Regions from separate parts of the Mus musculus genome. Here all the other regions are linked to region 3. Evidence: chromatin loops called from intact Hi-C (ENCODE). Cell type or tissue: heart. All regions are shown on one strand. Each heading gives the region's core, and the rest is flanking DNA. Links, peaks and the distances in the headings are about the cores only.

The links. A loop is a pair of places that touch in the nucleus more often than their neighbours do. Peaks named below come from ENCODE experiments on the same cell type or tissue, not always from the same donor. Only the 100,000 strongest peaks of a DNase experiment are listed, where the experiment ranks them.
Region 1: a loop joins it to region 3, with 5 times the contacts of the local background. A loop is called at or near these places in 30 of 42 quality-filtered maps.
Region 2: a loop joins it to region 3, with 6 times the contacts of the local background. A loop is called at or near these places in 12 of 42 quality-filtered maps.

What each region holds. Positions count from the first base shown.
Region 1 is chr11:12,285,825-12,294,020 of GRCm38, reverse strand. All of the region lies in intron 9 of Cobl (cordon-bleu WH2 repeat), which reads left to right. Among named protein-coding and RNA genes, the nearest start is that of Gm12002, 25 kb to the left of the region's middle. In heart, for the core only: no CTCF peak of the experiment used is centred there; no DNase peak of the experiment used is centred there; H3K27me3 peaks cover 400 bases.
Region 2 is chr11:12,556,127-12,564,322 of GRCm38, reverse strand. It overlaps the pseudogene Gm19314. Among named protein-coding and RNA genes, the nearest start is that of Cobl, 95 kb to the right of the region's middle. In heart, for the core only: a CTCF peak has its summit at 4,874 (motif pointing right); no DNase peak of the experiment used is centred there.
Region 3 is chr11:11,817,069-11,825,264 of GRCm38, reverse strand. Ddc (dopa decarboxylase) reads left to right here. Exons shown (of 15, transcript NM_001190448.1): 11 at 397-416; 12 at 2,972-3,070; 13 at 5,873-5,974. Among named protein-coding and RNA genes, the nearest start is that of Fignl1, 12 kb to the right of the region's middle. In heart, for the core only: no CTCF peak of the experiment used is centred there; DNase peaks (open chromatin) are centred at 4,324 and 4,754; H3K4me3 peaks cover 829 bases; H3K27ac peaks cover 3,753 bases.

The sequences.
Region 1 (8,196 bases), core at 2,842-6,841, 470 kb before region 3:
GTTAACTTTGCAGCTGAAATAATTTGGAGATCTTTTCCAACTGTTTACTCACTGGAATTTCATTTTCGCACCCATTATAATCAATCACACATTGCATCTGTGTTTGTGATGCTTATCAGCTGCTAATTTTCACAGTTTTTGTGTTAATTTGGATCCATAATATGATTCAGTTTGTTCACAACTTTTATAGTTCATATAATCAGATTCAAAATATTTCTATGTGCAAGCTAACATTTCCCATAACCAAACAAACTTTTTGCATTAGAGGTAGGATTATAGCCTTTAAAAAACAAGGATGAAGGTAAAGGCCTTCCACACAAGAATGCAAGGTTCATTTAAACATCACAATCAATTAGAAACTGTTAAGGTCCTAGAGTTCATCTAGTATAGAGTGTTTGCTGCTGGTCTTCTCTTTGAAGGTGTATGTGTGTGCGCATACTGTTGTATAATTCAGACTCAAGGGCTGTGGATCAGGGAAATAGTTCAAAATAATATTTACCTCATTAGTCGCAATGCCTAAACAACAAGCAAACTTCAAACATTTCACTGAAAACCAAGGCCTAACTAGTGCAAGTGTGAGGCTCAGGAAGCCTCTTTGGAATGAGGTCATCTTTCTCTTCATTGGCTGGATGGAGTCAGTACTTGCTGACGGAGTGGTCCCCTTTACATCGTCACTTCTATGTATATTCCAATTTTAAGACACTCAAGTAACGTCTAGCCTTTTGTCTTCTTCTTCTTCTTAAGGAAATAGTTCCTTTTATCATAATGCACGAAGCTGCATAACCATCAGAAGACAGTGTCTGCCAATAATCTCCAGTAAAGAACAGAAGAAAGGAAAGAGGAAAAGGACACAGAAAGAGGAAGAGCTTTCAGGATTATGAACATTGGATAGTTGTAAATTGAGTGAAAGGAGAAATGTGAGAGAAAAATAACCCAAACCTGAGTCCAGATGGAAGAATTGATGTGCACCACACATTCTTCTTGGGCCTGGAATAGACTAGAATTCAAGAACTCCTGCATCTTCTGGTGGGATATAGGAGGAAGTGGCCTAGGAGAAGGTAAAATATCCCCTGCCTCACACAAAGCTGAAAACAGGAGAAGGTCAAGCTGACTCCACCAGAGTGCGTGGCAGGGATACATATACACGCACATGCACATGCACACACACACATGCACGCACATGCACACACGGTGTGATTATAATTACATGGCCTTGCTGCTCAATAATGTTTCCTGTGTAAAAGTTTGGTTTAACTCAGAATGCTATTCCCTGCTGGAGCATATGAGAAGCCTTCCACACAGACCTATGTCCCTCCAGGCAAACTGAGCAGCAGGTGCCCCTCTGCTCAAAATGGAAGCCTTCTGGTCTCCTTGACCCTGACATTCATATTGGCACCTAGGACTCTTGGAGGTGCTGCCTTTCCACTTAGAGAATTAAAGGGAGAGTAATTGTGTCTTACAGTCAGGCTCCTCGCTGTCTGACCAGAGGTGGACAGAGGTGTAAAATTAAGTATATGCTATTAATAGAAGCTTCTGTTTGCGCAGGAGAATGGGTGGTTCTTGGTAGCAATAAAGAGCCTTTGTTTTCATGGCCAGTTTCTCTTTTTGCTATGTGCTGCCTGAACTCTGAAGCACCTCATTGACAGCCTCTCTTTCCAACATTTTTTTTCTTCTCCTCAGTTTTTTTTTTAAATAAGCAAACTTAATTTATGCCACAGTGTCTCAAACGTTTCTTTCTGTGATTCATAGCCATTTTTACTCTGCAAATATGCATATTTTGTGGACAAATAACACATTATTCACATATCTATATATACCACTGTATGTCAGTGTTATATATAAATCCAGTTAGGATTCTAGCAAAACATAGTTTCTAGTGACACTGTAAGTTAAATGAGAGGTAAAACACCATTCTAGGAGTTAACTAGGAGATTATTGAATTGTAGTTGTTGAAATTAATGTCCCTTATAATGAAGTTGCCTTGATCTAGGGAGAAGGAAAACTGGATAGGGCATGTATTCCATGTAGTCATCTAGATATATATATATATATATATATATATGAAAATGCAGATGTGTAAATATGCACACAAGAAGGTGACCTCTGTCCCCCTATCCGTTTCCAGAGGAAATGTGAGACTATTCTTAGTGTTGTTTTCTCCTGTCAGGGAGCCATAAATGTGTTGCTCATACATTTGTTAACCGTCCTCTTTGCTATCCTAACCCCACCTGACAGCCAACTGACAGGGCCAGCTTCAACCAGTCTCCTTCTGGGGAGTTGGCAGCGTGGGTGCCAGGGCAGAATCTTTCCAGGCTCCAGTGAGAAGTAATGCCCACCAACCCACATTCTTTGCAAGCTTGGTGGTCCCTAAGGGGCTGGTTTATTTAAGGCATCTTTGGAAAACAAGTGGTTTTGGCTGCATAAATACAACCACCAGGGGGAGCTCTGGTTATCCTGTTAGTGTACTGCTCTGCAGAATGGAAACAAAGATACAAAACATAAACCCCAGGGCTTTGCTTTTGTGCCGGTCACACAGAACAAGCAGGCTCGGTGACTACAGTCTTAAAGCTGGTCCCTCTCTAGTCGCACAAAGAATGAAATAAAGCCAAAAGAATCAACCGATTTGCCTGAAATCACACAGTTATGGGAAGGCCTGTACTCAGCTTAGTAGATTCTCCATCTGCTGCTGCTGAGGTGACTAGTATGTGGTCACATTATGACTGTGAGCTTATGTGTGTGTGTGTGTGTGTGTGTGTGTGTGTGTGCTACTATATCTTTGTATCATTTATACATATACACATGCATAATTTAGAAACACACTGATGCACACTGTAAACATATGTGGAGGCATACACAACACATATGAGTATCCATGTCATATACATTCATTGCCATGCATTCATCACTGTTGTGGGCACACTATGTCCATATGTACATTCGTAACACGTATACATTCATGCATGCAGACATAAGTGCACCGTGTGTGTGCACATCTCAGTGTATAAGCTGGCACAGTATATGATATTATTACCTTGTGCCTGCCAGTTTGCCTCACTCAAGATATTCATGAGTCTATGTTTGGCTTTGTAAGAAGAACTGTGAATCTGTCCATTTAGTTTTCCCAGGAATCGTTGTTGGCCTCTTTTATTGTCTGTCTTAGGTAACTATGACCAGATACCTAAGAAAACACCACTTAATGGAGGGAGAGTTTCTTTTGGAGCACATTTTGAGGTATCAGGGCATGTTAGCAGGAGCATGAGGCACTGGTCACGTTGCATCTTAGTTAAGAAGCAAAGAGTGAACAAGAGGTCGAGCCAGCTATGAAACATGAAGGCTCCACCCCTGATGACCAACATCCTCCAGCAAGGCTCTACCTCCTAAAGTTCCATAACCTTTAAAAGAAGCACTACCATTTGGAGAAAATGTATTGAAATGCATGGACATATGGAATACATTGTATATCAAACCACCATGATTCCTAATTTGCCACAAGAAGGAGGTCTGAAAATTGAGGAGAGCATGATCAAACCATCATTAAAATGGAGAGTTACCTATCTTTGGACAGGTCAGAATCTCATGCTATCATATTAATATGTTCCGGCTTCCTCCTTTATCATTAACTTTATACTTATTTCTGCATCCATTGGATGTTTGAAGCCTGTGGAGCACGTGACAACTAGAAGGTGGTACATAGTGGGTCTGCAAGAAGGACTCAGCTGGAGACGGACAGGGTTTTGTACTCCATGGATTCACTACTCATAGGGTAAAGGCATGAGGTAAAAAAAAAAGCTACTGGGGGCCCCCATTTTTATAGGTTAATTCTTCAATCTTTATCAGAGCCCTAACAAGTCAGAGCTATTGTTAACATCCTCAGTTTACAAATAAGAAAACTTTGGCACAGAGTAACTTGTCTGAGGCCAAAGACAAGTTCATCCCTATGCCTAGACTTGTTCCTTGCCAGTCATGTCCCACGCACTTAGCTTGTATTCTATTTCCTGCCTTCATTATGCCTGCCAGTGTATGGGCCGGTGTTGTGCATTGTCTCTGGCTTCCCCTTTTTACCTCTGAAAACTGCCCATATACCAACAAAAGGAGAACGCAGAGGATGGCAGCCCTTACCATTTGAGGTATACAGCCAGTGGTCTGGTCATATTTGAAGCTCATGGACTGGGTCCACAGCCACCAGTTGATATGTGTGTTAAAACTCTATCCAACAGCAAGTGCAGAGATTTAGCCAAATCACCATGCTTACATACTTCCCAGACATGGACAGTTCTCAAGACTAGACTTAGACTCTTCTCCTCAGCCACACCATACAAGAGTCCCCTGCCTTGCTGGGGCTGTTATTACATATCAGCAGCTCAAACAAGCCATGCCCTCTCTGCCAGCTCTGAAGGTTAAAAGTCTGTGATCGTGATGTCAATAGGTTAGTTCTTTCCAATGCTCGCTCATTGTTTGGCTCATGGATGACATTTCCTCCACTGCCTGCATAGGTCTTCCTTCTATTTTGGGGATCTAATCGCTTCATCTTTTAAGAATACAAGTCATATTGTCTCATGCAAAGAGGCCTGCCTATGGCCTGACTTACTCATTTACTACTGTAAAGCCCTTTTACACAAAATGTTTCATTCTGAATTTGCTGTGGTTCTATGTTTTTTTTAGAACAAATCTTGGACCATGATTGCTGTCATCATCTCGTGGTTGCTAAGGAGATAGTAGAGACAACAGAGTACGATGCACCCATGCATAATCATGGGACAATACTAGAACCTGACTCTAGGGACTTGGCCTTTTTCAAGCTACTAACTCTGCTGACTTTCTCCACTTACCATGACCCTGTCTCTGAAGAAGCCACTTTCCTGTGGGCATTCCTGTGCTTACCCTAACTGACTTTCATTCTGCTCACAGTATCTAGAGTAGCTGCAGTTCTGAACGCACTGACTTCCCCACTGACTAGCAGAGAAAACCTGTCCGTCGCAGGAGCTGCTTCCAGGGATGGTCAGTAACTGTGACAGCCTGCACCATGCTGAAACCAGAAGCCCCTCTAGCTCATGCTGTCCCTTTTCTGACGTGTACGCCTTAGCCTCCACTGGGGTCTTTCAAGCATTTGTGAATACATGTGCACCTATGTGCTGTTGTTGCTGCTGCATGCACACGTGTGAACACACATACACACATGATTGAAGCCTACTTTGTATCTTAGTTGCATTTGAATTTTGGGATTTATAGATCATTCATAGTCAGCTCAACATGTTTTCCTGTTTATTCTGTTTATTTGCAGAGCATTGTAAAGATGCTTCATATTTATGGACTTCCGAATGTTTTCTGAAATCAGTTACTCATACTCCTCTCGTGTAATGAATTCTATCCATCTTAAAGGTTGTCATGTTGTCACCAGTTTTTCCCAGCTAACAGGACTTCTGAGGAAACCAAGCCAAGATATTAACCATTAGCTACAGATTGTGTTGCCGACTTCCCAGGCAAAAGGGCCCTTGAGACTCTGCTCCAGGGCCTGGCGGCCTCTGTGTTTTGCTTAGACTTGTTTTTGCTTGACCTATGCAAGGCATCTTAAATTGTTTGTATAAACTGCTGAATCAGTTAGTAGCTCTTAATTATAACTTAAAAAAATAACATAAAATGTGCAACATTAGATATTTTTGAGGACATGATTCTGTGGTTGTTGGGGTATTTACATGACTGCACAGCAGACTTCCAGGGCTTTGCCATCTTCCAAGTCTCACTCTGTATCCATTAACTCCAGTTTTGCCCTTTTCCTCAACTTGCCAATCACACTCCCATCTCCTGTTTTACAATAATCTGATGCTCTAGGTATCTCATATAGATGGAATCACACCACATTTGTCTTCCTGGGACTGACTCATTGCCCTCAGCATAATGGCCTCGGGAATCATTCTTACGGTAGCACACAGCAGACTTGCTTTCCTTATAAAGACTCAATAGCTTCCATTGTTTGTGTATACCATATTATCTTTCTCCATTTATCCATATACAGATATATTTGTTTATACTTCTTATCAGGAATAATGCCAGAGGGAACATAGATGTACAAATATCTCTTCAGAGTCATGCTTTCTATCATTTGTCATTACCAATCCAGAAATGGGCTACTGAAATGCTACTTGGTATGCCTTTTGTCTTGGCCTGTTCCAAGAACTGTCACTCTAAAGTTAGAACTAGCTCACTCAATCCAAAGTAAGTCTCATGTGAGTTCTAGAGTCAATCATGGTGACTGAGCCACGCATCTAGAATGCAATGACCAGAAACAAGTAACAGCAAGGGGAGTGAGAGCTGTTTGGGTCACTAAGATCCTTGTGCTAGGAAACTAGGTTGTTCTCCACATAGGAGAGAAACACTTCTGAGCAACCCCAACCTTGAAGTCCTTCAGGATAGGCAAGACTCAAGCTGCTTGGGACCAGCTCTTAACTCTGTTATTACATAATCTCGGGCAATTTAATTGTTCTCTTCTGCAATTTCTATGAAAAGCAAAACTGTCCTTGAGAATTATACAAGCAAATAAATATATAAACATTTAGAGTGATAACCAACGTGAAACAAATCAAAATTAGTATGAAAGTGGCTACAATTCAAAATGTAAGAAAGTATACATTAAAACCTAGATGTGTGTGTGTGTGTGTGTGTGTGTGTGTGTGTGTGTGTGTGTTCTTATAATAAAAAGAGAGAAGGCAACATCAGTTTGTCCTGTGAAGGTGTTATGGGGTACAGTAGTACCTCTATGCCTTGTAAGTGGCTGATGATACTCTGGATATCTTCGACATCCAATCAGACCACTCCTGTCACTCAGCCTGTCTCTCACTGAAGTCCCAAGGTCTCTTTCAATTTCATTCTCAAATTTTCAAAAACTAGAAAGATTAAGCAACTTAAGTCCTCATTGTAAATAACAACAAAACAAAACCAGAAGAAAATTTTTGATCATGTTATGAAATAAACCAAAATAAAACCTCATTCTCTACTTCATACCCCTTCCTGAGAAATGCAAGGCTAAATTGCTATTTTTCTTTTCTTAAAATATTGTCATTGCATGGCTCCTTTGACAGAGATCTTAAAATGTGTCTTTAGCTGCTCTTGAAAATGAATGTCCTGCACCTGTTGAACTTCCACCATTTCCCAGGGACCCTCTGGTGCTCTACCACTTCCCCTGAACTGTGACAGTGAATTCTGTATTGCATGTCTTTGTCAGATAGGACTGATGAGTTTGACTTCTGTACACACTTTTCTTTATCCTTCAGAGAATTCTCAGCTGTCTCAATGCTAATGAGCAAGCACTCATCTTTCCATACAACAACAAAACACAGGAATGAATTAGCCCTGGCTTCCCCTGGGAGCACTGCAGAGAGTGTTGAGTTGAAATGCCTGGAGTGGACACTTCTTGCCACTTCAGAGACACAAGCTTATCTTCAGACCAGCTCAGTGCTGATCAAAAAGTCTGAAACTTAGGCCTGAGCTCTACTGCTACACTGACTTTCAGTATCTGGTGAGGGTACAGGATCCTCAAGCTACAGAGAGGCAGTTGAGCCCTAAAGCATATTTCCTTGGCTGTGACTCCTGTACTTCTCATAGGACGGGTAAAAGAAGCATGAAGGGAGGGAAAGAGAGAAGCCCTTCCAAATATCCATGCTGGATATTCAGTTACACCCTGGGAAAGCCGATTTTGGAGAAATTACACCATTGCTAATTGCATAATTAATTTTCTGAACAACTTCAGAGTATGAGAAGAATAATAGTTTTTTAATGAAATGTGGATATGTTAATCCTGCCTACTGTTTGGGTCTAATGTTTGATGCAATTACCCCTCAGTAGTCACAGAGAACTCTGGATGTCTAGGTCACCTACATGAAGTGGTGTAGTATTTCCATGTAACCTACATAATCCTCACATATATCATTTACATTATCTCTAGATTACTTATACTACTGAATATAATATAAATGGTTGTGTTGTTTAAAGGAAATGACAAGAAAACAGTCAATACATGTTTATTAGAGACACAATGCTTTACTTGTGGGACTTATAGATGCATAGAGATATATCTGTGTGTGTTTTACAGTCATGTATCTCAAGAGAAACTGTATTAAAGTAGAGACTGGTTCATGTGACTAGAGAACAGAAAGCCCTACCATCTGCCATCTGTAGGCTACAGCCTCAGAATACCAGAAA
Region 2 (8,196 bases), core at 2,842-6,841, 740 kb before region 3:
GAATGAGGCCCATGGTTCCCGGGGGCAAGGATGGTATAGGCTCCACTGGCACCGGCTGAATACTCATTTGAGGCATTAATAGGAAGTCGGAGGCGGCACGCAGGTCCACCCTTGTGGGTCTTCCTGGGTCGCCTCTCTGACTGCTTCCTGGGTCCTGACAAACCGGTTCCCATATCTTTGAGGGCCCTGGGACCGAGGGCCCGATGACCCGTTTTTTGGCACATCAGTTGATTGACTATCAGGTGGGGGAAGAATTCTGCCCTTTATATCCCTCACAGAGCGACACTGGTCAGCTCTATGATAACCCTTGCCACACTTAGAGCAAAGAGTGAGAGTCCCTCCCTGTTTATCTGGAGCTCTGCAATCTTTCTTAAAATGCCCAGGCTTTCCGCAATTAAAACATGTCCTCTGATCATTTCTGCCCATGGAGCGGTTCTGAGATTGAAGGATGGCGGCCGCTAAGCCTGCATTGGTGAGAGGTCCCCCAAGCTCTCGACAGACCCTGAGCCAGTCTTGTAAGCCTTTGTTCTTTCTTGGGGCTATGGCCGCTCGGCACTCCTTTGTGGCTTGCTCATAGATTAGCTGTTCTATCAGAGGCGCAGCTTGCTCTGACTCTCCAAAAATACGCTCTGCTGCCTCTGTCATTCTGGCCACAAAATCTGAGAAGGATTCCTGAGGTCCCTGGATTATCTTTGTTAACTGCCCAGTGGTTTCACCTGCTCGAGAGAGCGCCTTCCAGGCCCTAATAGCCGTGGAAGAAATCTGGGCATAAGCTCCCCAATGGTAGTTTGTCTGATCAGCAGAATAAGCTCCCTGACCCGTTAACAAGTCAAAAGTCCAATCTCTCTGCTCTGGAGTCAAAGCAGCTGCGTTTGCTCGGGCCTGCGCTTGTGCAGCTTCGTGCCAAAGCGCTCTCCATTCCATATATTTGCCCATACTAGGGAGAGCGGCTTTTACAACCGTTTGCCAGTCGGCAGGAGTTAGTGCCATGCCGGCAAGCCTGTCTAACTGCACCAAGGTAAAATTAGCATTGGTTCCATATTTACGGACCGACTCGGCAAGCTCTTTAATTTGTAAGTATTCTACCGGAGCGTGGACACGCCCACCCTCGGCTCCTTCAAAGACTGGAAATGCCTGTTGTATTTTCCTTTGTTCCTCTCTGGGAATGAATGAGTCTGCGCACTGCCTCTCTGCGCATTGTCTCTCTGCGCACTGCCTCTCTGCGCATCTCTCTGCGCATTGCCTCTCTGCGCATTGCTGACGCACTACGCAGGGCGGGGACTCCGCATAGGGCGGACCTTGAAGCCGACTGCCCTGAGGCCAATCAGCAAACTGGCCTTCGCCAGCCGCTTTTGGCTTCCTTAACTGATTAGCTAGCACTTTACCTGGCTGGTACCCTTTTTTCTCATAATGAGCTGCTTCTTCCTCCCAGTCTGTTTCCTCAGAGGAGAATTCTTCATCTGCTTCAGAGCTACTAAGAGCTGGCTTCCCGAGCCCATCCAGCGATGAGCACAGGCTCCTTTTCCTAGAGACCTCCGCTAATTGATCTTTCTTCTTTTCCCTTTTTCCTCTTTTTCTTCTAATCTCTCTCCAGGTATTCCTACCTAACCTTAACTTTTCCTCGGGTTCAAGACCCTTGGAAAGGCCTGTATACTTATTTTGTGTACCATATTTCCTCTTTGTTCCTACTCTCTCTCCCCGCTTTACTTCTGATAGCTTGTCCTGAATTTCCTCTAGAATTTTCAGCCCTATCTTAATCACTTGATAACATGTGAAAAGGAACAAAAGGGCTCCTAACACCAGAAAAAATTCAAGGCCAAACATATTCCACTTTACTTCTGATAGACTGTCTTGAATTTCCTTAGAAAGTTCAAGATCAGACTTACCTCGTAAAGCTGTACTCACTGGTACTCTCGTTCCCCAGCTGAAAAGTTCTGAATTCATACAGTTGAATCCTTCTTAACAGTCTGCTTTACGGGAACCTTTATTACCGCGACCCGCAGTTCTGGTTCTGGAATGAGGGATCTTCCTTGCGCCAGTCCCGAGTTTTTTCTCGTCCCGGAATTCGGCACCAATTGTTATTAGACGCGTTCTCACGCCCGGCCAGGAAAGACGCAACAAACCAGAATCTTCTGCAGCAAAGCTTTATTGCTTACATCTTCAGGAGCCAGAGTGCAAGAAGCAAGAGAGAGAGAAAACGAAACCTCGTCCCTTTTTTAGGAGAGTTATATTTCGCCTAGGACGTGTCACTCCCTGATTGGCTGCAGCCCATCGGCCGAGTTGACGTCACGGGGAAGGCAGAGCACATGGAGTGGAGAACCACCCTCGGCATATGCGCAGATTATTTGTTTACCACTTAGAACACAGCTGTCAGCGCCATCTTGTAACGGCGAATGTGGGCGCGGCTCCCAACACATTCAGAAGAGGTTTTTTTTTTTTTCATTTGTGGGATCAGTCTGCTGATTCCTCCCCTTCACTAGTCCAGCAGCAAAGAGAGGCCCTATCTGCCATCACTATTTCAGTCCTCCCTGGCCTTGGCACTGTGGGTGCGGGGACTGGCATCTCCTCATATGTTCTCTCCAAATCTAGGTACCAAGAACTCAGTGTCACCATTGACAGGGACGTCCACGTCTCCAGCAAGGCATTGACGACCTCTCTGATTCCCTCTCCTCCTTAGCTGAAGTCGTCCTCCAAACCGCACAGGACTTGATTTACTCTTTTTACAGCAGGGAGGGCTGCGTGCAGCTCTTAGGGAAGAATGCTGCTTTTACATAGACAAGACAGGGGTGGTCAAAGAGAGCATGAGAAAAGTCAGAGAACGCTAGCGAAAAGACAGAATGAGAGAAAGAGGGTCGGTATAAAAATTGGTTTTCAACCTCTTTGTGGTTGTCAACCCTACTTCTAATTGGTTGGTTTTGCTTATTTCTTTTGGTCCCTGGGCCCTTAACAGACTTACCAACTGTGTGAAAAGTCAGATGGATGATTTGGCAGCAAAACCTATCCAGGTGTATTATCATACGTTAGCTATGGAGGTCCAAGAGACTCGAGACGAGGCTGATATCCCATCCAGGGTGTTCCCAAAACCCATCTCCAACCTAAGAAAGGGTACTTCTGCTCTTAGGACAGAAGTAGAGAGCAAGAACCAGGTAGAGAGGGGCCACCCAGAACCCCCTCTGACTGGTGAACTAAATTCTTGCTCTGGTTGCGAGGCAAAGCACTGCAAGGGAATACAAAGCAAAAACTAAAACAACAAAACAAAAACAAAAAACAAAACAAAAAAAAAATTTCTGAGTTCCCTGAGGGACAAGCCTGACTGCATAGAGGTTGATGTTCAAACTATCCCCTCTGCAGGAAAAAGGCATCAGGATGTGTATGGCCCTCATGCCTCACTGGACAACACCAGGAGGACCAGAGCCATTACAAGGTCCCGTTTAGGCATTGAAGGTCATGTCTCTATCCCTCCTTGGCAAAGATTAAAATAGCCATGGTCCTTCTATACAAAGAAAATGGGGGAGATGTTGGGAGCAAGCTTATTTGAACATTAACTGTCTTGTCAGCCATAAGTGCTTACTGGCACAAAGTGTTGGCCTCTGTGGGAAAGTACTAGCATAGTTAAGAACAAATAGCTATAGATCTTGAGAACAGGTGCCTAGCAATCCCCAGCTGAGAACAAATAGCTATAGATCTTGTGGACAGGTGCCTGGTAATCCATTCTGTTCCGTTCTTCCTGCTGAACTTTTTACCCAGCCAATATCCTGTTCTTGGGAACAGGTGCATTCCTTCAAAAACAAAGCAATCCCCTCCACCACCACCCCCTTACCCCATGTCCTGCTTCTATGAGTATATAACCTGTGTGGGAACAATAAACATTTGTCTGCTTGATCAGACCTCTTCACTTGCTGTCCATTCTTTGAGTCTCTTGTCCCTGCATTCTCTTCCAGGTGCCCCACAGTCCCTGTCAACCATCCCGCTGGTCGGGACACTGGGGGGGGGGGGGGGTACTGGGAGAGGGACTGCAATTGGGATGTAAAGTGAATAAATAAACAAATTAGTATTCAGCTGGGAAATCTTTTTCTGACATTTTACTCACATGTTGAAAAATTGGAAACAGTTTTCTATGTATTTACCATCTCACTTCTGCAGTTATTACTTGCTATACAGAATTTGAAACAACACACATGTATCTACTGTACCCACCCACTGATCAACCTGTGTTATTTTTAAGTGCTCAAACATAAGTTGTTCTCTACATGATATTTTACTTTGGAAATAAAACTCACAAGTTCTGAAAAACTGTGTGTGTGTGTGGGTGGGTGTGGATGGGTGTGTGGGTGTGTGGGTGTGGGTGGGTTTGTATGCACATGTGTGTGCAGGTTGAGGTCAGAGCTCGTTCCTTGTAAGCTATCCACCTTGTTTTTTAGGCTGGCTCGCCATCAATTCCAATTGCCCCACCCGTCTCTTCTTCCCCAGCACCAGGACTCTAGGCTCACAGCCGTAGCTCGTGTTCCATTAACTGAAGGCTCTCACTCATTAACCAACAAGATTATACCCAGATGAGTACCATCTCCATTAGCTGTTTCTGCTGGGTTCCTAAGAAGTGTCACACCTACAAGATGACAAATGCAATCCCACATACAAATCAGGACTCTTATGGGATAATATATCAATCTGTCTTCTTTATTTTTCTTTTCTTAAGACTCATAGATGTTATGATATACAAAAAGAAGTTTCATTACAGCATTTTCATATATGCATCTAAAGTATTTTAATACTATGCACTCTCATTACCATTCCCCATCCCCCTCTACACTCAGTGATTCTCTTCTTTGTACTGTGTTCTTTTCAAACCATTTTTGTGTGGGCAATGAAGAGTTTGACCACTAGATGGCAGGAGGAACTCATTGTTTCATATCCGCTTCAGCACATATGCTCAGTGCATTTGTTCACAAATCTTGGACATCTGATTAAAAACATAGCTGCAAACAGCAATCAAGTGCAGCTATACTGATGACTAGAATTTATGCATAGCAAAACTAATAAGCAACTGAACAAATCCACAGGGGAGGCTAATTAATAGATGAGAGATTCTTGAGCCCATGTCTGTGTGCCTGTTCTAGGTCTCTGAGCAGCTTTGGATAGTGTTACAGGGTGTGCTGTAAATGATGTTGCCTGTGGGGACTGATGGTGGGGGCTGACTAGAGTCAGATGGTAATTGCTAAGTGTTCAGAGAAAGGATTTTTCACAGCTGCTAAAAGAAAATAACAAAACTGACAGGGAAAATCTAGCTTGCTCTCTCCATCTCCACTCTCTAAAATTATGGTTTAAATTCACAAGGAAATAGACAAAGAGTGAAAGCTTGCATCTGGACTGAACCATCATAAATAGCATTATCCACAAACAAAAATTATTGAAGTATTCAGAAATTAGGGGCAGGTACAGGGAGCTAACTCACAAGTTGTGGCACTGCTAATACGGTTTGCAATATAGGAAAAGTTACACTAGTATTAGCTAGTGATGACAGCACCAACTGAACAAGAACAGTTTGCAGAAGCCAGAAAAAAAATATTTTCAGGATTAAAAACATGTATTCTAGTTTGTTTGCAAAAGCAACTTGGGAAGAAAGGCTCTCTTTTGTCTACAGGGACATCATCAATGGAAGGAACCCCAGGAAAGAGCACGAAGCAAAAAACATAAAGGACCTCTACTTGTTGGATTACTCCCAGGCTAATTTTTTAAGTATACACCTCAGACCCAACTGCCTATGAATGGGACCACTCATAGTGGGCAGCCCTCCTACTTCAATTAGCAGTCAGAAAAATGCTCCCACAGACGTTCTTGAAGCCCAAACTGGTAGAGGCAATTCTTCAACTGAAGTTCTTTCCTCTCTGGTGTGTCAAATTGCCAACCAAGATTAGTCATGCAATCGTGTGACAAACTTCTTTTCCTATATTGCATTTCCTCTCACTGAATCATTCAATTTCAAGGGTCCAAGAATGGCGAGATCAAGTCAGTGCATTTTAGACCGACTTTGAAATTTGCACCGTTTGTGGCAAGTACCAGGATTTCCGTGTGAAGAAAGGTTTATCTCGGGAGGTGCTGAGGTAAATATTAAATAACAACAGCTCGTGGTAGCCAAGTGCATTCTGAAACGCCAGGTTTTGAATCACGTCTGCCAATTAGCTGCTCAACAGCTCCAGTAAAAGCAAGAGAAATAAAGACTTTTAAAGTTCCAGCATTTGTTGGGGCTCCTCTATTGAGCTCTTCCCTACCTCACAGTCCACACAAAGCCTCTATCTACTCTAAGGCCCTGGAAAAGGTGTTCCTGGCTTCCCCGGTAGATATCTGTGCGTATTTTTCTTAGAAATTAAATGCACTTGAGTAAAAAGGTAAAAACTATTTTAAAGTAATAACAAAATTAGCAATAGATTATAGAAATGGCAGAAGCATGGAGTACACTAATGACAGGAAGTTGAAAAACAACCTCCCAAAAGAAGCACTTTTTAGCCCCCACTGGCTGCTTCGAAAAGCCATCTTTGCGTTGTTCCCAGGTCGTGCTCCGTGCTCACTGCAGCCACCTTTGCCTCCTCCAACGCTGGACTCCAGCAGCTTTCTTGCCGGAGTCCTCGAACTCGACTAAAATTCCTCACTCGCTGCATTGGACCACCAGCGTTCCCCACCATGTCAGACGCGGCAATGGACACCAGCTCTGAGATCACCACAAGGAGGAGGAGGAGAAGAAAGAAGAAGAAAGAAGAAGAAGAAGAAGAAGAAGAAGAAGAAGAAGAAGAAGAAGAAGAAGAAGAAGAAGAAGAAGAAGAAGAAGAAGAAGAAGAAGAAGAAAGAAGGAAGTTGTGGAGGAGACAGTGAATGGAAGAGATGCACCTGCATCTCAAAATGAGGGAAGTGGGGAGCAGGAGCCTGACAATGAGGTAGATGAAGAAGAGGGATAAGGTCGGAGGAAGAGGAGAAGGAGGAAGGTGACAGTGAGGAAAAGGATGGAGATGAAGATGAGGAAGCTGAGGCTCCTACGGACAAGCAGGTAGCTGAGGTGATGAAGATGATGGTGTCGACAGCAAGAAGCAAAAGACTGACGAGGATGGCTAGACAGCAAAAGGAAAAGCTAGCCGTACGCACTGTGACCCATTTACCCTCCACTTCCTGTCTCAGAATTTAAACGGTGTCACCTTCGAGTAGAGAACCAGGTCTTACCCGCCCACAGCGGGCAGTGTCACCCACAGATGACATGCACTCTCCACAACCGCACCAAAAACACAACATGAATTGGCAACATGGAAGGAAAAAAAGAACCAGAGCTTCACAGGCCCTGCTTTTTTTCTTAAATATAAGTTAAAAGGAAATTTTGTTTGTATTTTTTAGTTACATTTTATATTTTTATTCAATTTGTTAGAGGTCAGCCATTTTTAATAATGGGTGACCAAACCAGCATTCATAGCGCTTTCTGTCCTACTTCAGACTTGTTCATTATAATCTCAAAGAAGAAGAAAAAAACTTGTAAAAAAATCATATTATGAGCACCCCAGTAAATTTGTGTGTGTGTGTGTGTGTGTGTGTATGTGTGTGTGTATGTACGTAGCAGTACTATAAGTAGTTGGTTTATACCAGATGGTTAAAAAGGCCAAAGATAGAAAGATATGTTTCTTTTTTTTTTTTTTTGTCTATGAAGTTGCTATTTATTTTATTTTTTATTTTTTGGCATGATTGATGTATGTGTGAAACAATGTCCAACAATAAACTGGAATTTTTTTTTTGAAAACAAGAAGCACTTTTAAAAATGGCATGGTCAATGTTTTAAGGAAATGAATAAATAATTACAACACAAACTATGGTCATCATTTTAAGGCCATGTTTTTATTTATTTCCTTTTTCTCTCTCTCTCTTCCTCTAGAAGCACACATGCAGACAGATTATTTTACAAAGTCCATCCCGTGGTGGAGCATTACATATTGGTGTCATCTTTTTCAAGCTCTGATTAAAAATTAAGTCAATTGAAACTAATCCCGGGGCAGGGATGTAGCTCCATTAGCAGAGTACTTGCCTAGCAAGCAAGAAGTCTTGGGCTTGTCCCCTGGTACCTATAAACCAGAGCCAGCATGTTTTGTTGTCTCAGCAACTGGAAGGTAGAGGTAGGAGGACTGAGAGTTCAAAGCCATCCTCCACTATAAAGAAGTAAAAGCC
Region 3 (8,196 bases), core at 2,609-6,608:
CAGAACCCATGTGGGAGCACTGAGTCCAGGATAAGAAGGAATTTGACTCAGAGTGTATAGAGCAGCTGCTCTGTGCCAGATGCCAGTCAACACCCTTGAATATGGAGATGAGACGACCCCCCCCCCCACCTCCTTATTATTTGAATCATTCTTTGTATCACCAGCTCCATTAACAATTCAGCCTTCCAAATGTGTCCTGGGCATCCTGCTTTCAGGGACTCCCCTTGAGTCAGTTACCTTGAATGAGCCACACAGAACACTTAGCCCTAGCCAGTCCTTGGATAGTTTCATGTCTGCCACAGAAGTCATCACTTATAAGCCTGGAGGAAAAAAGGATACCTTTTCTTCTAATGGCCTCTCTCTAATGGCTGCTTTTTGTCTTTCTCTTTTCTCCAGGATTCATCACTGACTACAGGGTAAGTGAGTGGCTTTGCCCATTGTAATCAAACTCTGAGGTGCCAAGGGCTCCCTACTGTGCTGTTGCTGTCACACACACACCCCCACCACATTCCGGAGCAGGAGGCCACAAGAGGCAGCTTCTAAATGTGTTCTGACAGACATATTAGGTGGCTTTGCCGTAAGCATCTCTGCCACGTCCATCAAGGGTCGGTCTTCACAGCCCACGTGGCCCTTTTTTCTGCCTTCTGCCTGTACTTGGGGCAGCGTCCTGGGGAGTGCTAGGGCAGAGTCAGAGAAGAGCCAGCCTCTTGGACAGGATCGTAGTCTTGGCAGTCTTTCCTCTACTCACTTTACTTCTTTCTCCATTTTTTTTTTTTTTTAATATTCACCACAAATGTTTTCTGGATTTTGAAAACACCAGGATGTCCCAGCTTTGCTCTGGAAAGGAATTTGGAACCGCAAGTAATGCTGGGAGGTTTCTTCCAAGAATAGAAGCCAAGCCGGGCTGGGAACATGAGGGGCCCACTGCATCTGCTGTCTCTCTCAGAACACGAAGGGGCCCACTTCATCTGCTGCCTCTCTGACTAAAAAAAAAATCTGACCTGGCTTATTTGCTGGGTGGGGAGGCGGGTGTGCATGGTGAACACAAGACACTATCAAAGCATCTTGTCCGAAGTAGTGTGTCTAAATTCTTGGGGCAGTATGTCAGCCACTGATAATAAGGGGTAGCAGGATTGCCTCTCCTAGACACAGAGTACCCTTCCTTCTTCTGATGACAGCTGCAGGCTGGCAGGTGCAGGTTACCAGGGAATCTTCATCCTATCTTCTCCCAGGCCAGAGTCTCATGGAAGCTTGTGCTATGGGGAAAAGCTAGGACTTGTGCAGCTATGGGTATGGCCAAGAGAACACTCCATTTTCTCCTTTAACTTTGTACAAGCTAGCCCTATTTAGGATCCAAGTTACCTTTTAGAAAGCACAATTTAAGGGATACTATAAGAATAATATTAAAAGTAGTTTGAGGATAAGATCACTTAAAATCTTTTCATCCTGACACTTCTGTGGGCTTTGGATTTGTATTACTCTTGTGGGGGGTACAAATGCCAGACTTTTGAGAGGAAAAGCTCTACGTTAAACAGAGCTTGGCAAGTCTGTCAGCAATTGTCAGCAGACCCTCCATTGTTTTAAGTGAACTTGGCATGAGGTCAGATGTCCCCTTCCCCACAATGGTACTTAAACTGTGCAGAAGCAAAATGGAAAAACAAACAAACAAACAAAAAAACCCCGCACATCCTATGGCCTTATTGTCTCATTCTGATTTTATATACTTGGTAAAAGTTGCAGGACTGCTGCATAATAATTCAGGAAAACCAGAGGCCTTCATAAAGAAACAGTTTAATAATAAGGAATTAAACTAGGGAGTAAAGTCTGATGGCGCACACCCTTAACCCCAGAACTCAGGAGGCAGGGGCAGGAGGTTCTCCTAGCCTACCAACCTAGCCTACTAAGTCCATGCCAGCTGGGGCTACATAATGAGACTGTGCCTCAAACAAAAAGCAATTATACCATAGGCATACAAGTATAGGGGAAACAGCATATATACATTTGGTGTTGTCTCAGATTTCATGATTCAGGGAGGAACGACTGCATTTAAAAATAAACTCTGTGTTCCTAGAAGCAGCACGGAGCTCACTCTTAATTGTAGCTAAAGCTAATTCTTAGTGGGCTCTGTGATGGTAGACAGCGGGCGAGTTTAGGGTGCTTTTCCCAACTGTAGAACACCACCCAGAAGGGAGACTGCGCTTTCTCTCCAGGAGACTGGAGCCTCCGGACTAGATAAGAAGTAAAGAGCTCCCCTCCCCCAGCCCGCCCTTTGTAAGCCCAAGTAAAAGAATTTCAAAGAAAGCCAGGAAGTAGTGCAAGGCCATCCTCCCGACAGGCCTGTGTCTCATGCCTGCCCTTTCCTACGTGCTTTTATTGCATTTCCAACCATCATCCATCACCATCAAGAAGAATGTGAGGAGCCAGTGTGAACAGCCTGTCAGATGACCGTCTGGAAAAGCTAGGAGAAGCAGAGGCAGGCTTCTTTGGTAAAAGGGTATTAGGGGTCACTCCCCAGAGGTCAGTGAGACAAAGGCGCTGATACTGTTTCAGAGTGCAGCTTCAGTGCATCCAGGCAGAGAAAGGCAGACACACAAGGAGTTCAGCACCCTCTCTCTGCCTGGATGACCTCCTGCCCCCTCGGAAGCTGCCTAGGGCAGGACCACATCATTCCTATTTCTTCCTGGAGTGCCTCCTCTGGGGTGTACTCAGCAGACATTTGTGCGTTGAAAATGGTAAACTTCAGTGCCTCTCGTTCAGTGTTTCTTCTGTCCTCATCTCCACAGGATGTGAAGGCAGCTTCTCCCTCTCTTCTCCCCAGCTCACACAACAAGTTGTACGCCTTCCCGGCTGGGAAACGGCCATTCTATAGGAAACTGGCTGCTTCCAGAAGAAACCGGCTGACTGGGAAGCTGAAAAGGAGCCTGGCTGTTTGCACTGTTCTCACTGACGGGTTCTTTATATTTTATTTCAGCACTGGCAGATCCCACTGGGGCGACGATTTCGCTCTTTGAAAATGTGGTTTGTTTTTAGAATGTACGGAGTCAAGGGGCTGCAGGCTTACATCCGAAAGGTGACTGCCTTCTTTGTTTATCTAATGTTCTAACGGTCGGTCGTAGGAAACTCAGAAACGAATTCAGGTGTCTTTGTAAGCAAACACCATCATGCATTGCCTAACAACAGGGATAAGCTCTGAAAAGTACATCATGAGGCCCTTTCATAAACATGAGGGCATCAGAATTTTCATATACAAGCAGAGACAGACAATTTCCTAGAAGGGACAGGCCTTTGGGGACAGAGGAATGGATGTGATAAGTTATTCTCCCCCAGTGAAACGAGTCAATTCAAACCAGGTTTGAATAAAGGCAGGTTTCTTGGGAAGCAGCTCTGGGGCGAGTTCACTGGTCCCAAGGAACGAGGCGCCACGAGGAGCGAGACAGAGGGGAGGGGGAAGAGAAAGCGAGAAAGAGCATGCGCGTTCAGGGAGAGAGAATGCAGAGAGGGGGGAGTGAGGGGGAGCGAGAGGCCAAAATGTCTGGATTACATAGGAAAGAGCTTCTGGGGGAGGGGAGGGGAGGGGAGGGGAGGGGAGGCCCAGCCCGGGGCTGGAAAGTTCAGGCTGGAAAGAGAGTGAGAGCAGCCATGATCTGCTGTTGTCTGAAAGAGCGTTTTTTTTTTTTTTTTTTTTTTTTTTTTCCTTAAGCACAGCGTTGGAATCAGGCAGTAGTTTGGGCCTTTACGATTAAGGCACTCACAAACTGGTTCTATGTATCTTCTAAGACACTTTCATTAGAATATAGGTTATCAGCTCCAGGAAGTTAATTAAAAGCAGTGTGTAAATTTAATGTTTTCCACGTATCCATCCAGCAGTAATTTTGACGGAGCAATACTAGTAATGAGAGCATAATGTTTTTCTCCCCCACTACCGCCAAACAAAATGAAATAAAACAAGCAAGCAAACGAACAACAGCAGCAACAACAACCCAAACCTCCCAAACTAAGAAAACCTTTGAGTTGGTTGGGATAGATACCATCTAGTCCTTTTGTCTCAAGGAGGCTTTCTGGGCAGTATGGAACTTCGGTTCCAATAAGCCACCCAGTCACTATGATGTGCCTTAAAGTAGCTTGAGGAGCCGCTTATTATTCTAAGTCCTACTACCCTACTTTTTTTGTTTGTTTGTTTGTTTCCAGGCTAAGCCCTGAGTATGAGCCAGGACATGTCTACCCATTTAGTCAGATGCAGAGGGCCCAGTGACTTCAGCTGAGTCCTTTCTAAGCCACAACATCATCTTGATGAGGCAAGCATGCCTGTGGTTTCCAGCCTGTGGTGGTGACAGCTTTCCCCTTAAGTCCCACTGCATTACCAGATGTGCAGCTAAAGGCAGGGGCTGAGTGTCTCGGGCCCTCTTCTATGACAGGATGCAGAAAAGCAGTTGTTAGAAGAGTACCCGTGTCTCTTCTAAACTGGCATCTGTCCAGGTCACAAAACTGTTGTAAGGAAATGTATGCAAACATTGAGCAGTGTAAGAAGCTACACAGGGGAAAGAACTAGAAACCTAGAGTGTGTGTAGATTTCTAGATAGTCCCTGATCCAATTGCAAACGGGATAAGGAGGGTGAGTCAACTTGTGTGTAATAAGAAAGAAACCCCAAGTGGTTTATCAGTCAAAGGTGGTGATGACTCTCAGTTCAGGACAGCTCACTGCGATTAGCTTGTGCCAGGTTAAAGACACACCACACCTCTTTCTGGAAAGGCCCCAATCCAGCCTTCACAGGAGACCATAGGAATGGTCAAAGATGGCGTTCCTAGGCTTGAGCTAATTGAAGAGCATTTTAGTCCTGAATCTTTGGTGCCCTCTGGTGGGAAGACTTGAGACAATTGCTTCTGTGGCATCTATGACCAAACAAGCTGTGTGTGCTTCAGCTCCTCTAAAGGATGGGCCTTGTGGAAGGTAGTGCTGGATGCCAGGAGGCTCCAATTAGCTAAGTGTGCCCTTGGAGAGTGAGCAAATGTTCATATGTGGTTTTAATCAGTTTTTGAATTCTTTAAACATCTAGAGATTAAATAAGTTGGTGTATTCAATGCGATCACATAGCGTTTTCTTTTTCCTTTTAATTATTTTATTATTTTGGAGCTAGGGTCTCAGTATGTAGCCTTGGTTGGCCTGGGGCTCAGTATGTCGATCAGGTTGGCCTCAGGCTCAGTATGTCGATCAGGTTGGCCTGGGGCTCAGTATGTCGATCAGGTTGGCCTCAGGCTCATAGAATCTTCCAGGTGCTGTGATTACAGGCACACACCATCACACCAGAGGGGACACAGCTCTTGAATGTGGCAGGTTAGGGTGATTCCTGTCTGTAAGTTGGAATCAGGCTGGGATCACTATCCCATTTACTGCAGAAGTGATACCCCAGTGTACACATCAGATGCAGCTGATGTGAATCTCAGCTGAGCCCAGGTATGACTGAGGCCTACGCTATGACACTTGTTCTTGCAGGGTCTCAGTTTCCTATCTACAAATTAATAAAGCTATCATGAGGAGGTCAAGGTGGCCTTTTTTTCTTTTAGAATCTTCAACTACTTCTTTATAATGTTTATTATAAAATTATAAACGGAAGGGGGTTAAAACATAGATCCATGGACAGAAGAAAATGAGGTTTTTTTTTTTTTTTTTTTTTTTTGAGGAAGCTGGAATCCTTGTGGTATAGGGCAGATGAGTTTCTTCTCAACCTATGTGGGAAATGCTGGTGAGGATGCAGGACATTGCTCAGCGCATGTGAATGACTAATAGATGTGCAGCCCTATAAGGTACTGGGTGGCCAGGGTTAGGCTAAAGTTGTGATGAGAAAGACAGCAAGTTTCCCTTCCCTTTTTCCAGCACGTGGAGCTGTCTCATGAGTTTGAGTCACTGGTACGCCAGGACCCTCGCTTTGAAATTTGCACAGAAGTCATTCTTGGGTTGGTCTGCTTCCGGCTAAAGGTATGTTATGCCAGTGTCAGCCATCTTTGTTTTTGTTGAACACAATAAAGTATTATTCAGGACATCCACAAGCAAAGTTGTGTACCAGTTGCCAAGGGCTACAGAACATGACCTGTGGTGCTAAGCAGGCCGCGCTGGCTGGCTGACTGGCCCAGTAGACTCTCCTCCATGGACTTGCTGCCCAGTTTCCTCTGATGTGATTGGATGCTTTCCTCTTGACCCAATGCCAAGAGTCCATCCAATACCTCTGGAACTGTAATCCTCTGCTGAGTTGCCTGTGGCCTCAGTAACCAGGTCACCTGTGGACACACAACATCAGCACATCTGGGAACCGGGTTGATAAACAAACCCCACTGTCCTAGTCATCTGGCTATATATACCTCCACAAGATTCCTGTGCAGAGCGGGTACCTGAGTTCTGTGTTCTCCTTGGGAGGGAAGCCTGCCCAGATCGGCACGGGAGTAAGCTATCTTTGCAGAGACTTACACAACCATGTTACTCAAAAGGCCCTGCTCATCACTGTCTTATAAACGAAACCAGATGCTCTGGCCGTTACTAAGATGGCTTTTAATAGGCCAACAGTTTTATGTTTTGTTTTCTTCCTCCTCGCCTTCCTCTCCTCCTTTTTACAGTACTGAGATGGAACCCAGAGCTTCACAGATTCAGGACAAGTTCACACTATGCCATAATACCAGAACCTGCCTCCTTTTTCTCCCCTTTTAAAAACTAAGAGAAAAGGGCTCCAAGATATTACCCAGGCTGACCTGAAACTTGCAATCCTCCCAAGTAGTTGGGTCTGCAGACACATGCCACTACACTTGACTGGAAGTTTCTGAATCAGTTCAAAAGGTCTTCAGGAGACCTCCTTGTTCAAGCTTAGACAACAGTCATGAGAAGGAGCAATCTGGGATACATCATTTTCATGCTGTTGCACTCCCTGTACCACCTCCTTCCCTCATCTTGATTCTTAAAGGTTTGAGATAAGATCTAAGTTTGGGAGATTCTAGAAGGATCAATCACAAGCGTTATGGCGTGAGTGCTAGAGAGGAGCCCCATGCTTTCTGCAAGCATGAAATGTAATGTCTAAGGAAGATGTATAGAATGACCAAGAAAGTGGGCCATAGGTAGCTTGTGTGGGATGCCTCAAGTATATGTCTCTGGAGTTCGGTGTGTGGAGCATGGGATATGACAGGGCTACCAACATTGGCATTGGTACTGTGTTGACTTCTTTGTCCTCCAAGTATTTGTTTTCATTGCAGTGGGCTGCTGCAGTAAGATATTTTCAGTTTTGTAGGATGCTTATATTTTAATTTTAATGGTTTTATTGAGATATAATTCATGTTGGCCTTTAGCTTATACATTTGAGTGATTTCTGGTTGTGAGGTCATCACCATAATATAATTTTAGGACCTCTTTGTCTTCCTTAAAGACCTCTGCATAATATCGCCTTTGTGATTGTCAGCTTCACTCTTGATGTGATGTTGTAGTGAAGGCTAAGATATTGGTGGATTTGTATCATTTAGGATTATTCCAAATACACTTGGCCTCAGATTTTGCTCCTTCTCACATGCATGGTAGTGTGCACAGCCGTCACACACAGAACCCTCCAGACTCTTTGGCTAAGAAACTTTTCCTTCTGTGAAACTTTGTTACCTCCTTGCCACGATTGTGCCTTTTTTATTAAGGAAGCATGTTAGCCAAACACCATTTCTTTTTTTTTTTGCCTGTATAACTATATTGTGTGATTTGCCACCTTGTCCTTGTCTTTTCCAATTTGATGAGTTCAAGAAGCATATACTGTGGCTGCTTACTTATTAAGACAGAATCTCATGTAGCCCAGGCTACTCTCAAACTGGCTATATTAGCCTAAGACTATCTTGAACAGATTTTTTCATCTTCATTCTCAAAAGGTGAGGGTACAGGTATGCACCACTCTGCTGACTTAAAGTAGCATCCATTATACAAAATTCATTTTTGTGGCATTGGGGATTAAAACTAGGGTCTCACGGGTGCTAGGCAACTGCTCTACCACAAAGCTATACTTTCTGGCCCTTGTGGCCCATTATTAGACATAAAGTATGAGGCATTACAATGGCATAGTTACTCCTTCTTCCCTGGCCAGGCTCCTTTTATCTTACTTATCTTACTTTTGCCTTTAAGAAAAAGTATTTAGAGCTGGGCGTGGTTGCGCACGCTTTTAATCCCAGCACTCGGGAGGCAGA